2 separate regions of the Homo sapiens genome follow, and region 2 is linked to region 1. Evidence: read pairs that join two places in POLR2A ChIA-PET (ENCODE). Cell type or tissue: OCI-LY7. All regions are shown on one strand. Links, peaks and the distances in the headings refer to the core of each region. The heading gives the core; the rest is flanking DNA.

Region 1 (8,514 bases), core at 3,515-6,014:
GTGAGCCATGATCCCACCTCTGGGCGGCAGAAAAAGACCCCATCTCAAAAAAAGAAAAAGAAAACGAGAGGCCCGTGGATCTCATCGAAGATGGCAGCGCAATCTGTGTCCGGCATTACCAGAAAAGTCTTCATGTGGACAGTCTCAGGGGCACCACATACAGAATTTTGGTCTCGATCCAGAAAATAGAAAGAGCCAGTGGTTGCTGAGACAGTACAAGAGGTGAAAAAGGAATCTATCCTCAGTGTGTCTACCCTCACAAAGCCGAGCATACACACAACCTGAAGATCTCCAGAGTTGTTTGGAATCTTATGTTAAAGAAGTTTTTGGTTCATCTCTTTCTAGTAATTGGCAAGACATCTCCCTGGAAGATGGTCATCTACGGTTCAATCTCTTGGCACATTTAGCTGATGGCTTGGGTCATGTAGTCCCTAACTCCAGACTCCACCAGATATGCAGGGTTAGAGATGTTCTTGATTTTCTATAATGTCCCTATTCAAGATAGATCTAAATTTGATGAACTCAGTGCCAGTAATCTGCCCCCCAATTTGAAAATCACTTGGAGTTACTAAGCAATTTGGAAGAGAAACACATTAACATCACTTTTTTTTCCCTGAGCAAGGGGGCTACTTATTAGACCTTTTGATACTTCACCATGTGAAATACTACCAGAACTGTTCTCTAAACCCACTTTTTCTATGGAGGAATGTATCATCTCTTTTTTTTCTCATATTATGAGTGGACAAATAACAGGACTTTCTATTTTCATATTTGCTGAAACCTTTTTTTATTTTTATTTTTGAGACAGAGTCTTGCTCTGTCGCCCAGGCTGGAGTGCAGTGGTGCGATCTCAGCTCACTGCAACCTTTGCCCCCTGGGTTCACGCCATTCTCCCGCCTCAGCCTCCCAAGTAGCTGGGAGTACAGGTGCCCACAACCACACCCAGCTAATTTTATTTTTGTATTTTTAGTAGAGACAGGGTTTCACTGTGTTAGCCAGGATGGTCTTGCTCTCCTGACCTCGTGATCCGCCTGCCTCAGCCTCCCAAAGTGCTGGGATTACAGGCGTGAGCCATCGTGCTCAGCCTGCTGAAACTATTTTTTAAATGAAATTAGGTCATTAATAATTTATGAAAAGTTTTGAGAGGACACTGTCATTAACTTGGGTTTAAGACAGGAGGACATTGCAAGCTCACACCCTTCATAGGCATAAAGTAGTAGTTGCAAGAAAATATTTTTATCCTGTTAGGACTCATATCTAAGATAGAGTTATTATACATTGCACATATACAAATAAGCTTGTATTAGATACCTATAAAAGAAACATAAAAGTATGTTGTATATTACTGACCATCCTAGATTAATTTCTTTTGGAATTAAAGTAGATTTGTTAAAGTGAAAAAAAAGAAAGAAAAGAAAAGAAAAAAGAATAGGATAGAAAATGTATCTTTCAAAAATAGTTTATTTATATTTAAATTTGTATTTATTTATTTTTTTAGAGACAGGGTCTTGCTCTGTCTCCCAGGCTAGAGTGTAGTGGTGCCATTTTAGCTCACTGCAGCCTCAAGCTCCTGGGTGATCCACCCACCTCATTCTCCTGCCCTAGCCTCCCAAGTAGCTGGGTCTGCAGGCACGAGCCACTGTGTCTAGCCTATTCATATTTTTGTTTTAAATTATGTTGAAGATTTTCTTAAACTTCAAGCTTCAAAATGTATTAACTGGGTTTTTATTACTGAAAAGTATACTAACCTTCATTTAATAATATGAATTACAGAGTTTGAAATGTAATAGTTTTTCTGATTACACATTAATACCATTAGAACCTGATGCTAAATATTAACTGACCTATCAAATTTATAATTTTCAAACCTTGCTAATTTTTTAAAAAACAATTTGTTTCTTGTCCATTGCAATAATATTGCAAACAAAGAGATTATACTTTGACAAAATTGCTAACTGAATACTATGATGCTTGGTAATAATGTCTCATTTATGTAGTGCAAGGTTGATAAGAATAAGGGTATTCTTGGCCACCAATTGCTATTTTCATGAAATAGAATACAGAAGAGGTTAACAGCAAACAAAAACTGATTCATGATTTTATCAAAGTTATTTCATGTATCCTCTTGGAAGGAAAGGAGTAGAACAGAATAATCTTGATATTTTAAAATGGCAGGGAACACTGAATTTAACTACAATTAAAATATTTCAGTAGGATTTCTTCCTTCCTCCTCCACAGGAATTAACAATATATATTTCTCACAGATTTCTGTTAACTACTTCTATTATCTAAATGTCTACCCATATGACTAAGTGAATGATTCATATCACTGAAATATTTCATAGGGTTTTATAATGATATTTCAGGGGAAAACATCATTTTAACTTCCAGCAGAAAATTTTCTGGCAATTATGGTTAATATACAGGAAAGTAAGAGTTTCATGAGTGAAATGGTTTAAGAAAAGAGATTTTTAGTGTATTAGAATTCTTTTGTCAGGGTGTGGTGGCTCACACCTGTAATCCCAGCACTTTGGGAGGCCAAGGCGGGGGGATAGCTTGAATCCAGGAGTTCCAGACCAGCCTGGACAACATGGTGAAACACTGTCTCTACAAAAAATACAAAAACTAGCCAGGCATGGTGGCTTGAGCCTGTAGTCCCAGCTACTCAGGAGGCTGAGGTGGGAGGATCACTTGAGCCCTGGAGGTTGAGGCTGCAGTGAGCAATGATCATGCTACTGCACTCCAGCCTAGGCGACAGAGTGAGAGACCATGTTTCAAAATATATATATATATATATATATATATATATATATATATACTTTTGCAAGTTTAATAAATGTGTATTATGAAATTGTTTTTTTCTTTTTTTACAAAAAGATTGGCATCTATTCATTGCCTATTTTGTAAAGAATTGTAAGACATTCTAGAGAGATTTAAACCACTTAAAAGAAAAATCGTGAATGAGACATTTATGGATATTTGCAAGAACAACTAGCATACAACCAAGAAGGATAGCCCTCAGAAACCACCGAGTCACAAGTACCATGCCCTCTAAAGTCAGACATGTCCGGGGGCCAATTATACTCCAATCAACATAGTTGCTCAAATTCCACTTCTCAGAGGGACACTGTGCTTGGGGTTTAATGCTTTGGGGGCACTGTCTTTAAATTTTTTTTTTTTTTTTTTTGGACAGAGTCTTGCTCTGTCGCCCAGGCTGGAGTGCAGTGGCTGATCTCAGCTCACTGCAAGCTCCGCCTCCCGGGTTCAAGCAATTCTCTTGCCTCAGCCTCCCAAGTAGCTGGGATTATAGGCATGCACCACCACGCCTAGTTAATTTTTTTATTTTTAGTAGAGACGGGGTTTCACCATGTTGGCCAGGCTGGTCTTGAACTCCTGACCTCATGATCTGCTCACCTCAGCCTCCCAAAGTGCTAGGATTACAGGCATGAGCCACCACACCCGGCCGGCTTTAAATTCTTAATAATTTCATTTTTGAATTTGTGTTTTGTAAGTGAAGTCCAATGGGACCATGGAGCATGCACCAGGGACTCGGAGCCCACCTGCATGCCTTCCCCTACAGGTTCTCAGTGACTAGCTGCCTGCTCCTTGGTGCCCTGATCCCCACCCAGCCTTCCTCTCCCCAGCTCTGCTCACTACTACAACCACTATTGCCTTCTGCTCTGAGCAGTCATTGGATTACATTGGCAGGAGAGTGGAGGGGAGGCTCACTTTTCCCTGTGGTCACCCTCAGCCTCCGGTGGGGATCTGGGTGAAGTTTGGAGGGGGCCCACAAGCAGTCTGTTTTGGAGAATTTTCAGGAAAGGCAAGGAAACATCTGCTTTGGGCTGGCAGCACCACAGCATGTTCACCATGTGACTGGCAGGGCTCTTTAGACCACCCCAGTCAGTAAAGTGTCCCAGTGCAGGAGATTTCAGTTCCTTGGGGTTGCATACACCAAAGGTTGAAAAGGCAGGGCCATGAGAAGAGGAGATTTCCTCCTCGACTAGGTCTCACAAATTATATAGCCAGTAGTGATTGTGCCTCTTACAATAAAAATGAACTCAAAAACCTTTATAAACATCATAACATGGACTGTGGGACATCTTTCAAGTGTTTTGTTTGAAGGCTGGGCATGGAAATTGTGTAAAAGGAAGTGAAGAGGTATACCCGGAGTGTTTGCTGGATTGGGGCTTAGGCCGGAAGCTGCTTCTGGATGATCTCTGTGCACATGCATGCCATTGCAGAGAAGGGTCTTGTGGTTCTGAGACATCCTATGGTATCAGCTACTGATTAGATTGAGAAGAGCCCAAGGTAGCTGGATCAGTTTTAGGGCTAACCAAGAGAGTTGGTCCAGAATGTACCAAACTTCCTAAGATCACCCTGTGAATCTTCTAGATATGAAAAAAGAGAAACAGAACAGATTCACAGTTCTACTTCAATCCCAAATTTCATCTTGGGTTTGAAACCAGAAAAACCTCTGATCACAGAGAGAACAAGATGACATTTATCTTTGTGGCATCACTGTGCTATAGGACTGCCCTATTGCTTGATTTGCATTTTCTAATATTACATAATTTCTACAGGGCACCATCCAGATAGAAATATACCACAGAGCTCAATTCTTGTAATTAGACCCTGTACTGGAAAATATAAAAACCTCAAAGAGACAGAGATAAAATTTATACACACATTAAGAAAGGTTGTCATGGCAACTTTGCTTGAAGATATGTATTTTTAAATCTAAGTAAATTTGGCATTCAGAACATTTGCATCTCCCTCAAAGGTTCTGTATCAAGAATATTTTTTAAAATTGTTTTCAAATTTCTTCTGAATCTACGCTTCCTTGAAAGCTTAAAAAATCCTATGAATATAATAGCATCATAGACTTAAGCACATATTTGCAGAAGGCCCTATATGAGAAAAATCCAAAGTGAAAGGGTAAAAACGTTACTTTTCTACCCCCAGAATCCCTAGGCTTCTCCCTTTAAAATGTTAAATTGTGAGCAGGCTATGCCCATATAATCTCTACAAGGTCCTTTCATGCTCTAAAAATCAATTAGCTATTAGTTGATGACCTTGCAATATATGCAACAAATTATGGAAACTCAACACACCTAGTGCTGCAGTGTAAGTAAGCAACAATTAATACAGACCACTACAATAAATACTGCCCGGTAACTTAGCCAAACCAATTCCTAGCTTTGTTTCTTCTTACTTTGAAAGTTCTCCAGTATTCCTAATCAGCATCAATGTTGAAAGCATTCCTTGATCAGATACCTAGTTTAATCATCTTGCTCATACATTGAAAATAAAGTGATGAGACCAGCCGTGGTGGCTCATGCCTGTAATCCCAGAACTTTGGGAGGCCAAGGTGGGTGGATCACAAGGTCAAGAGATGGAGACCATCCTGGCCAACATGGCGAAACCCAATCTCTACAAAAATACAAAAATTACCTGGGGGTGGTGGCACTCACCTGTAGTCCCAGCTACTCAGGAGCCTGAGGCAGGAGAATTGCTTGAACCCAGAAGCTGGAGCTTGCAGTGAACCAAGATTATGCCACTGCACTCCAGCCTGGCGACAGAGTGAGACTCCATCTCAAAAAAGAAAAGAAGAGAAAAGAAAAGAAAAGTGACAGGTCCATGCCTGTAATCCCAGCACTTTGGGAGACCAAGGTGTAAGGATCACTTGAGTCCAGGAGTTTGAGAGCAGCCCTGGCAACAGAGTGAGACCCCATCTCTACAAAAAAATTAAAAAGTTAGCCAAGTGTGGAGATGCATATCTGTAGTCTGAATTACACAGGAAGCTGAGGTAGGAGGATTGTTTGAGCCTGGGAGGCAGAGGGTGCAGTGAGCTGAGATGGCACCACTGCACTCCAACCTGGGCAACAGAGTGAGACCCTGTCATAGAAAGAAGAGAAGGAAGGAAGGAAAGAAGGAAAGGAGGGAGGGAGGGAGGGAGGGAAAAGAAAGACTGGAAAAAAAAGAAAGGAGAAAGACAGTACAGTGATGGTTTCACTTCCAGCAGTTCCTTGTGCTTCTTCCCCAATTATAGCCTATGACAGAAGCCTGTTGTGACCTTCGTCATGTAGTTATCTCCAAGTTCCTTCCTATGTTCCTCTCAGCCACTAACCTAAAATGTCCTTGAGCTATGTATTAGTTCGTTTTCACACTGCTTATAAAGAGATACCTGAGACTGGGCAATTTACAAAAGAAAGAGGTTTAATGGACTTACAGTTCCACATGGCTGGGGAGGCCTCACAATCATGGCAGAAGGTGAAAGGCACATCTCACATGTTGGCAGACAAGAGAAGAGAGCTTGTTCAGGGAAACTCCCATTTTTTAAAACCCATCAGATCTCATGAGACTTATTCACTATCACAAGAACAGAATGGGAAAGACCTACTCCCATGATTCAATTAACTCCCACCACCCAGTCCCTCCCACAACATGTGGGAATTCGAGATGAGATTTGGGTGGGGAAACAGCCAAACCATATCATTCCACTGTTGGCCTCTCCCAAATCTTATGTCCTCATATTTCAAAACCAATTATGCCTTCCCAACAGTCCTCCCAAAGTCTTAACTCATTTCAGCATTAACTCAAAAGTCCACAGTCCAAAGTCTCAACTGAGACAAGGCAAGTACCTCTGCTTATGAGCCTGTAAAATCAAAAGCAAGTTAGTTTCTTCCTAGATACAATGGGGATACAGGCATTGAGTAAATACAGCCATTCCACATGTGAGAAATTGGCCAAAACAAAGGGGCTACAGGCCAGAAGCAAGTCCGAAATCCAGTGGGGCAGTCAAATCTTAAAGCTCCAAAATTATCTCCTTTGACTCCATGTCTCACATCCGAGTCATGCTGATGCAGAAAGTGGGTTCACATGGCCTTGGGCGACTCTGTCCCTGTGGCTTTGTAGGGTACAGCCTCCCTCTCAGCGGCTTTCATGGGCTGGCATTGAGTGTCTGTGGCTTTTCCAGGTGCACAGTGCAAGCTGTGGGTGGATCTACCATGCTGGGGTCTCGAGTATGATGGCCCTCTTCTCATACCTCCACTAGGCAGTGCCCCAATGAGGACTCTGTGTGGGGGCTCTGACCCCACATTTCCCTTCTGCGCTGTCCTAGCAGAGGTTCTCCATGAGTGCCCTGCCCCTGTAGCGACCTTCTTCCTGGACATCCAGGCATTTCCATACATCCTCTGAAATCTAGGCGGAGGTTCTCAAACTCCAATTCTTGACTTATGTGCACTTGCAGGCTCAACACCATGTGGAAGCTGCCAAGACTTGGGGCTTGGACTCTCTGAAGCCACAGTCTGAGCTCTATGTTGGTCCCTTTCACCCATGGCTGGAGTGGCTGGGACACAGGACACCAAGTCCCTAGGCTGTACACAGCACAGGGACCCTGGGCCCAGTCCACAAAACCACTTTTTCCTCCTAGGCTTCCGGGCCTGTGATGGGAGGGGCTGCTGTGAAGACCTCTGACATGCCCTGGAGACATTTTCTCCACTGTCTTGGGGATTAACATTTGGCTCCTCATTGCTTATGCAAATTTCTGCAGCCAGCTTGAATTTCTCCTCAGAAAATGGGATTTTCTTTTCTATCGCATTGTCAGGGGCAAATTTTCCAAAGCTCTGCTTCCCTTGTAAAACTGAATGCCTTTAACAGCACCCAAGTCAACTCTTAAATGCTTTGCTGCTTAAAAACTTCTTCCACCAGATACCCTAAATCATCTCTCTCAAGTTCAAAGTTCCACAAATCTCTAGGGCAGGGGCAAACACCACCAGTCTCTTTGCTAAGACATAGCAAGAGTCACCTTTGCTCCAGTTCCCAACAAGTTCCTCATCTCCATCTGAGACCATCTCAGACTGGATTTCATTGTCCATATCATCATCAGCATTTTGGTCAAAGCCATTTAACAAGTATCTAGGGAGTTCCAAACTTTCCTACATTTTCCTATCTTCTTCTGAGCCCTCCAAACTGTTCCAACCTCTGCCTGTTACCCAGTTCCAAAGTTGCTTCCACATTTTTGGGTATCTTTTCAGCAGTGCCCCACTCTACTGGTACCAATTTACTGTATCAGTTTGTTTTCACACTGCTGATAAAGACATACCTGAGACTGGGCAATTTACAAAATAAAGAGGCTCATTGGACTTACAATTCCATGTGGCTGGGGAGGCCTTAAAATCATGGTGGAAGGCAAGGAGGAGTAAGTTACATCTTACGTGGTTGGAAGCAGGCAAAGAGAGAGCTTGTGCAGGGAAACTCCCGGTTTAAAAACCATCAGATCTCATGAGACCCATTCACTATCAGGAGAACAGCACAGGAAAGACCCGCCCCCATGATTCAATCATCTCCCACTGGGTCCCTCCCACAACACCTGGGAATTATGGGAGCTACAAGATGAGATTTGGGGGGTGACAGAGCCAAACCATATCAAGCTGCTTCCCAACCCAGTACCTGGAGAGCTCTGGGTGCTAGAAGATTCAAGGTGGTAAAGCTCTAGGACATGAGACTGTG
Region 2 (8,514 bases), core at 3,361-5,860, 120 kb before region 1:
GTACTGTGCCTTCTTTCACTGCCCTCTGCTCTGCAGCTCTCACCCAGCTTGGCTGCTTCAAGTCTGTGCAGTTGACTTGGCTGTACTGAAAAGTGAACAGCATGGATTAACTCATCCTGCTGCTGAGGGCAGTGCAAACAGGTGCTTATTAGAGGTAGTGACTTGCTTAATTAGTGACACTCCTAATTTCTACTATGGATAATTTCAAAGTAGAATCACTCTATGCTTAGAGTTTTGGCACCAATGCTGTAGGGCAGCAGAATCTATTCTCAGTAAAATAACTTATGGTTTATTAGATATTCTGTATTGGATTTTACCAGCTTGACTTTTACTGCTCAGATGCTTTCTTTCCCCCCCTTAGACGCTGTAATTCTCTTGGGAAGAGTAACTATTCTTAAGGTTTTTACAGATACCCACCTTAGTTGTAAATTGGATAGTTTATATTTCTGGGACTTTTTAAATGAAAATGTGGAATGTTAAGTTACAAAAGACTTTTCATCAGAAAATTTCAAACAAAGTAAACATGGCGTTTTATAGTCCTCTAAAATCTAGGTGCTCCCACCCACCAAAGGCATATCCTGCAAAGGGCTGTGAACTATCTTGGTGAACTGTCTTGGGTCCCCTTTCCATGTATGTTTTCTTGTCACTGAAAACAAACAACGCTGAGTTTATCAAGAAAATTTAAATTGGGGGATCATAATAATTCCAACCAAGTGACAACTCTGACATCAAGGTTATTAGGAGCTGTACATCCAATTCAAGTTTTATTTGCTGCTATTCTGGGAGAATAAACTTGTATATGGAGAATAAACTAATAAACTTGTATCGAGGAAATCCATAAAGTTATAAATTAGCCTGAAAAATATTTCAGGTAATGGTGTGGATTGGCCTGCTTTGACTCTCAGCCACCAACAGAAATCTTTGTCACCTTTGTTCCTCAGCTAAAAGTAATTTTGTTATAAACACAAAGTGACTTTAAACAGGTAAAAAACCCATTCCTATTTTTGTACATTACCAAAAGTTTTTCATATACCTACAGAGCTAACTAATTACAACTGATTTAATCCACTCAAGTTTAGACCAGTTAAACCCATAGGATCCTGTATGGTTATCAATGTGATGCCTTGCTTTTCATAAAATAGGTATAATTGGGTCATACACTTGACGAGAGGGTGACTGTTTCTAGGGGAAGAAAACCCTTTAGATTGCAGGTAACTTTCACTTTTTTTTTTTTAATATACACTTTACATTTGTATAAATTATGCAGGGTACTCCTAACCCTGTAGAAATGTATGACCTCTCACAAAGTTGAGATTTGATCCAAAGAGAAATGCAAGTATAAAAGAATTAGATACTTATTATCTTTTAAGGTTTTTTTTTTTTTTTGGTAGAGATGGGGGTCTCACTGTGTTGCCCAGGCTGGTCTCAAACTCCTGGCCACAAGTGATCTTCCTGCCTCAGCCTCCCAAAATGCTGAGATTACAGGCATGAGCCACTGTACCCAGCCTTTCCTTATAAAATTCAAAGAGAAAATTTCTACACCTTTATCCCTCAAATAAAACAAGTGCTCAGTTCTTACCGTGCCCTTGCAAGGTCTATATGTAAAAGAAATCTGAAATTTAGCTGTAGAATAAAACTTGATAAATAAAAAGAAAAAACATACATTTCTCCAGTTGGTTTGCTCTTTGCTTGTTGAAGTAATAAACCGTTTTAAAGAGAAAATACTTGCTGTAAACCCCCAGTGCCTTCAACTCTTTTGGCAGAATATTTTTAAAGAAATCCAGCAAGCAAACTTTGAGGTGCTAATGAAAGTAAAGGAAGGTGGTATTTCTAGTTTTGGCAGAAATGAAAAGTGTCTCACAAGAGACATCACTACCCACGTGGGGTCTGGCTGCTTTCTACCAAAGACATTTAGAGAAGTGAATTGAGTCAGGGTGATGGTGAACACTACATATTTTATAGATGGTTAAGTTGAGAATTAATTATGTTTATCATGGATGGCTACTAATACCAAGCTCATGATTGTTGCAGCCTCAACGTCTTAGGCAGTAAAACTTGTCTGCAGCACTAAAGGGGGAGAAACCCTTATATTTTGCAAACTGTCCATTCGTTAAATTTATTGTAACCTAATACCAAAAACTGCCGTTTTTCATATTATTTCCCCACCTCCTACTTTTTTTTTTTTTTTTGCTACTTGTAAAATAACCCCTTCTAGAAAATAAGCATTAACTGGAATGTTTCAAACAATTTTGCTTCATTTTACTATCAGCCACTAGTGAACTCTTACAGAGATGTACATTTAAGATAAAATTAGCTTGTGCTAAGTGTTTTAAAAACATTGTTTACTGTTAAAGGGGAATTGCACATTATATTTAACTGGGATTGCTCCCTCCCTCAGTTCTTTAAAAAACAAGAGTCAAGGCTCACACCAACTTGTAGGCTGTGGGAGCTTTGCCATAGGTAGATACAATGTAGAAGTATACTTTTTTAAAGCATGAAGAAGACAAGGAACTTCATTATAATGTACCAGGTAGAGGACATTATTATTCAAAGGATTATGCACAGCTCAGTGAAGATGAAGTTACAATTTTTCTCGCAGCTTTGTTGCTATTATTTTCTTCTGCATAAATGTATGCTCATTTCATTATGTGCCTTGCTCCCTGATTGTGCAAAGCTATATATATATATATATATATATAGATAGATAGATAGATATATGAGAGAGATATATTCAGTACTACTGAGGATGTTTTTCTGAGGATGTTTTTGTTCTGCTGGATTAAGTTATTTTCCAAGTTACTCTTGCCAGTTATGTCAGTAAACTATTGTAATGGCTTAGCACACTAGTCGTACAGTCAGTGTAAATGTTTTTCATTTACATGTTTTCATTATATCAGCTTATCAAATCCTTAATAAAAAAAATTCATAGATTTCATTTAAACATGGGGACTTTGAGTGTTTGTGGATCGGCACCATTAAGAATCTGGTTTTGCATTTCATGTCAGGGTACCCAAAACATAGGCCATACACAGAAGAAATTAAGTGTGGTAAATAAACTAGTTTGATATGTTCAATTTGTTAACTTTTAAGAGTAGTTTATACCAACTAGGGAAATTTGGCCATTAAATACATTGGTGATTAAGTGACAACAGCTTTTAAAGAAAGACTTTTCTTCTCAGCCGGGTGCGGTGGCTCACGCCTGTAATCCCAGCACTTTGGGAGGCCGAGGTGGGTGGATCGCGAGGTCAGGAGATCGAGACCATCCCGGCTAACATGGTGAAACCCCGTCTCTATTAAAAATACAAAAAAAAATTAGCCAGGAGTGGTGGCAGTCGCCTGTAGTCCCAGCTACTCGGGAAGCTGAGGCAGGAGAATGGCATGAACCCAGGAGGTGGAGCTTGCAGTGAGCTGAAATTGTGCCACTGCACTCCAGCCTGGGCAACAGAGCGAGACTCCGTCTCAAAAAAAAAAAAAAGGTAAAAAAGATTTTTCTTCTTTAAACAAAGAACTAAGTACAAAGTAAAGTAATACAAAAAGGAATGCCTTTTGTTTGTTTCAAATCTTTGGAGTCACAATTACGTGTTGGACTGCCATGTGAAGGTATGTATAAATGTATAATGTGTTTGCAATCACTTTATTATGTACCAAACTAGGGCAAAAAAAGTGGAAGCCTTCCCCTTTCGTTCACCATCTGTCAATCATACGTGGTTGTGGAAACTGCACCTGTACTTATGCCTTCAGAAGCAGCAGTGTACACAGGCTGACAGGAAAACAGAACGCATGGCATGTGCCCCTTAATTGGCATATGCCCCAGATCCACAAAGCCGTTCAACCAAATGTGTAATTCCAAAGTAACCCAAAAAAGTCAAGCAATAGGCTTATTAACAAAAGATTGGATACTATCTATCTTTGAGACAAGACAAGACTGCTCTGACGCCTAAAATCCTATTCACAAATACGAGAAACCCATAAATGTTTTAGCTGGGTATTTGTTTCCTACATTATTCTTCACCTTACCTAATGATACCAAAATAATAAAGGTACAGAGGAAATAAGATGGGCTTGAAAAGTGAGAAAAGCTGAAACATCATTTTGGGTATTGTGAAGACAAACTTACTTGCTACCCTCAGATACATCATTAGAAAATTCTTTTATAATCTAGGCTCTCATAGCAACAAAGCACAGGCTAGTTAGTGGTTTGTCTTTTAGATTCACTTCTGACCAGTCTGCAATATTTTTTAGTCAACACCCATCTTCAGTGTTTGTCTGTTGAATTAAAAAAACTGTACATTAACAGAATTAGATTTGGAGAAAAGTGGTAAGAAAACCCCAGGTGCGAGTGGAGCAAAAACAGGATTAGAAAGTTCTTAATTAGAACAGCTGTCTTCAGGGAAGAAACTTGAGATCAAATTTAAAGCTCAACATTTTAAATCTTTGAAAATTTAAAAAGACGACTTCTTCAGTAATAAAAGGCAGCTCCCTGGTTTAGAGCAACAGAAAAGTCAGATTATCCCTAACACGTAAACTCAAGATACCACCTTAGAAAAAGAGGTTATTTATATAAATAAGTTAACAAGACACCTGAATATACTTTGTGGGATTTTATTTAGGTCAAGTTCTTAGTACACGGCAACAATTCCAAATACAATTAAAAAATTAAAAAGTGATGTTCCTCCACTCATCTGGAGGTGGTTTAATGGCACACAAGGAACATTACTGGCAACAGACTGCTCCCTCAAGTTCCCCTGGATGGTTTTTACTCAACTCATAATACCACCAACTCTCCCTCTGGGAGCTAAAAGTACAACTGGCCAGATCACAAATTGTTTACATTCTTTTTTGTAAGCCATTTTAAGAAAAATGGTGCATGGACACAAAATATGATAAAAACTGCTTTTCCATAGAATTCTTAAGTTGCAAAAGAGGTTTCATTTTAATGTGAAAATAAGCTTTTTTTGTTGGTTTTTCTTTTTTCTTACAAAAAACCTTAAGATATTCAGCAAGGATCATTTATACACAGCTAGGCCCCGCCGTTTCGTTTTAATTGTTTTTTTTTTTTAATAATTATATGAGATTCTCAAAACAGGAACAAAGGTCAGCACAAAGTAAACTTAAAGGTAATGAGCTCAATGCCTCCATTTAATCACTTTTATAAGGCTCTCTCCAATAAGGCTGCTGTGCTGTGCTCCTGCCAGTGTTGGAGTAATATAACATTTTTACTGCACACACCTTATGGGAAAGTGTTTATACTGAGTGTAGTTTTAGGAGGGGTAAATGAAGATTATTTCCACAAATTAAGATTGCACTTAGTACACGCCTTTACACAACTCTGATGGTATTTACCAAAACATGGCATGTCTTTTCACGTATATTCCTGAAAACACCAAATAGAACTCTTAACTTTTAAAGAAAAATACAGCACATTTAGTTAAGACAGTTGTGGTGCAGTGGAAAATTAAGTACTGAGCACTGAGTGAGAACTCTGCTGTTATTAACTAGCTGTTCATATGAAGAAGAAAACTCACCTCATCAGTCTAATGAGACAACCAGAAATTTTAAAAATTTCATCTAGCTCAAACTCAGTGATTCTAAATCTTATATGGGGGAAATTACCACCTTAACACCAATCAGGAGTTCCCGGCCAAAAAGACCAGAAGTGAGCAGATCCCATTCTTTTCAAAGACTTGTCAGTCACCTGTGAATTCCTCCATCAAACCTTTTTCAAAGGCAAAGGTGACCTTCAGGACATGTCATGCTGTCTCCACAAAGGAGAAAAGAAAAGGTAGTAAAAGATAAAAACAGTTCTTAATGCAGAAAGGTCACCTACTAAAAGAAAATGAACATAAAAAGATAAAAGCAAACTACCATCATTTTGATGCCTCCCAAAGAGAAAAATCTTTAGTTATCTTCAACATAAACTGCCAAGGAGCACAGGTACGGTCCAGACATCACGGTAAATATGCATAAAATATTGTCTAGCTGGATAATAAACACCAGCAGTAGGAAAAAGGAGGGGATGAAAATGTCTCACACCCAGTAACTTTTAGGAACATAGCAAAATTAGCAGGCCACTGTCAACTCTAAAATGGGAACAGCAGGCGCCTCTGAGGGAGATAGGAAGTAGCTAAATGATGGAAAATATTAAACAAGATAGCTTAGAAGATTCATATTTATTCCAAATGGGAGGCTGAATCTCTCAGATGTCGATTTTGACACATTGGCACTATTTTTGTTTCTGATTTATTGCCTTGGCCGTAAGTTCAAAGGCAACAATAAAGTGTACTTTCATTAATACCACCATGGACTTTCGAGTATTAATATGACAAGAAAAGACAACTATTCATTTTTTTTAAGGGGACTGGACACACAAACTTCAGGAGGGAAGAATCCCCTCTCCCATTAGAATCCCTCTATCTTGATAAAATGGTTGCTTTATTGGTCAGATTTTGGACTTGGATCGTCTGTTATAATATTAATAGTACACAGCATGTAAGATTTTCTGCATTCATTTGAAATTCCTAATACCAACCATCTTTTAATTTATAAAAAAAGAGGGAAACTTACAATAAAACAAAAAATACTACCCTCACAGATGATTAATAGCATGCAATCTATGAAATATTACATACATTAAAAGTCTCCAATTACTGTGTGCCTGACCCATCACACAGTATCCTTCCAAGACAATCTATAGAATTCAAAACTGTACAAAAATTATAAAATATGCAGAAAACCCAAAAGGTACTGTTTGTAAAACAAAGATCACACACACATTAGTACTAAATAGGGAAAAAAAATCAGCAGACCCATGGACTACCCCTGCTCCCAACCACAGGTCTTCAGTATAAAGGACTTCACCAGTGTCTTCTGCACTGCCCCCATCCCGTAGGGGTCCAAAAGACCAGCTGCATTCCTGCTGACCGCCACTAACTCTGTTTTCTGCATAGTTGTCTTCCCTGCTTCTGTAGTGGTGAGCTGTGGGAACTTTTTTTTTTTTTTTTTGATGGAGTCTCGCTCTGTCACCAGGCTGGAGTGCAGTGGCACAATCTCGGCTCACTGCAACCTCTGCCTCCCAGGTTCCAGTGATTCTCCTGCCTCAGCCTCCCAAGTAGCTGGGACTACAGGTGTGCGCCACCACGCCCAGCTAATTTTTGTGTTTTTAGTAGAGATGGGGTTTCACCATGTTGGCCAGGATGGTCTCAATTTATTGACCTCATGATCCACCCACCTCGGCCTCCGAAAGTGCTGGGATTACAGGCATAAGCCACCACACCCAGCCTGTGGGAACTATTTATTGGATTTCAAAACACCCTCTGCCTCATTAATCCACTAAGCTTTCTCAGCAAAAAGCTGTTTAAATAAATAATGGGAACATCTAATTTAAAACAGTTTTTCTAATTATAGACCAGTACACGAAGAAGAGCTTAACTTATCCAAGTATAGTCTAGTTTGGGTCCATAATGGAGCTGAAGGCTCAGAGGACATTCAGGGCCATTACACTGCAGGAAAACAAGGAATAAGGGATGTAGAAATGACCTAAGAAAAGCACGAAGTGGAATGTATACTGGAGGCAAGTTAATGAAAGCTAATAAATACAAAGTGCTGGGAAAAATCTAAAAGCAAAATAGCTATTGTAACTTGCAATGCATTAAAAACAACTTTAAAACCAAAAAGTCTTGATAAGGAAACTCTATAGTGGGGTCTCAGTTAAATGCTGATGATTTTTAATGCTCAGATAACATTAAGTGGAATATTAACTTCTGCATCCGACACCATCTGAATTTTCTCACACACTACTACACTTGTTCACTTTTCAATCAAGTTCCACTTTCTGAACTTGTTCAAAACCTCATTTGAAATATATCCAGCTACTGCTTTTCCCCTTTCACCTAGCACAGGGCAGTTACCTGGCAAAGCTCTATTCTGGCCAAGTCACTGGGACTGAGTAGAACCCACGTTAGCAGCTCTGGACCTGAACAGGAGCTGGCCCAACATCACAGTGACCACCCACAAAGAGACAAGCCCTCCTGGATTTTTTTCAGCATTTCTTATACTGACTACAGTAGTGATGATTAAAGTTATCTGCCCTACAGACTCCACTGAATTTGAAGCTGTATTTATTGTACAGATGGGGGAAATGTGTTTTATTGTGTCAGTTATATTAATTTTTATCAATGTGATTAGATACATATTTTGGCCTATTAATCTTATTCATTATATTCTTAGTCTGAGATGGGTTTTAATTCTGACTAACAGCAGCTACTTAAGAGTCCAATCATACAAAATCAGGAGAGTATTACCCTTTCTACAGCTAAGCGAGTCAGTAATACAGCAGCAACTAATACTGGCCATTAATAACGTCCAGAGAGCACATTAGCAAACCTTGTACTCCCAGTGACTGTCAGGAGACTTGAAAATAACTACTATTCTCTTCCAAAGTAGAATAGCGTTTTTCTAGATAGTGAAGGAAATGATAGTCATAGTTGGTCTGAACTCCAAGATCCTACTCCTCAA

Evidence for each region. ChIA-PET counts read pairs that join two places held together with the same protein. Peaks named below come from ENCODE experiments on the same cell type or tissue, not always from the same donor. Only the 100,000 strongest peaks of a DNase experiment are listed, where the experiment ranks them.
Region 2: POLR2A ChIA-PET joins it to region 1 with 7 read pairs; 6 of 35 experiments call an interaction of 5 or more read pairs at or near these places.

The regions. Positions count from the first base shown.
Region 1 is chr2:203,307,448-203,315,961 of GRCh38, reverse strand. It overlaps the pseudogene MRPL50P2. Among named protein-coding and RNA genes, the nearest start is that of ABI2, 17 kb to the left of the region's middle. In OCI-LY7, for the core only: no CTCF peak of the experiment used is centred there; no DNase peak of the experiment used is centred there.
Region 2 is chr2:203,428,242-203,436,755 of GRCh38, reverse strand. It overlaps ABI2 (abl interactor 2), which reads right to left. Exons shown (of 12, transcript NM_001375670.1): 12 at 4,587-8,514. RAPH1 (Ras association (RalGDS/AF-6) and pleckstrin homology domains 1) reads left to right here. Exons shown (of 14, transcript NM_213589.3): 14 at 1-3,074. Among named protein-coding and RNA genes, the nearest start is that of RAPH1, 100 kb to the left of the region's middle. In OCI-LY7, for the core only: a CTCF peak has its summit at 4,912; DNase peaks (open chromatin) are centred at 3,705 and 4,335; H3K4me3 peaks cover 851 bases; H3K27ac peaks cover 1,734 bases.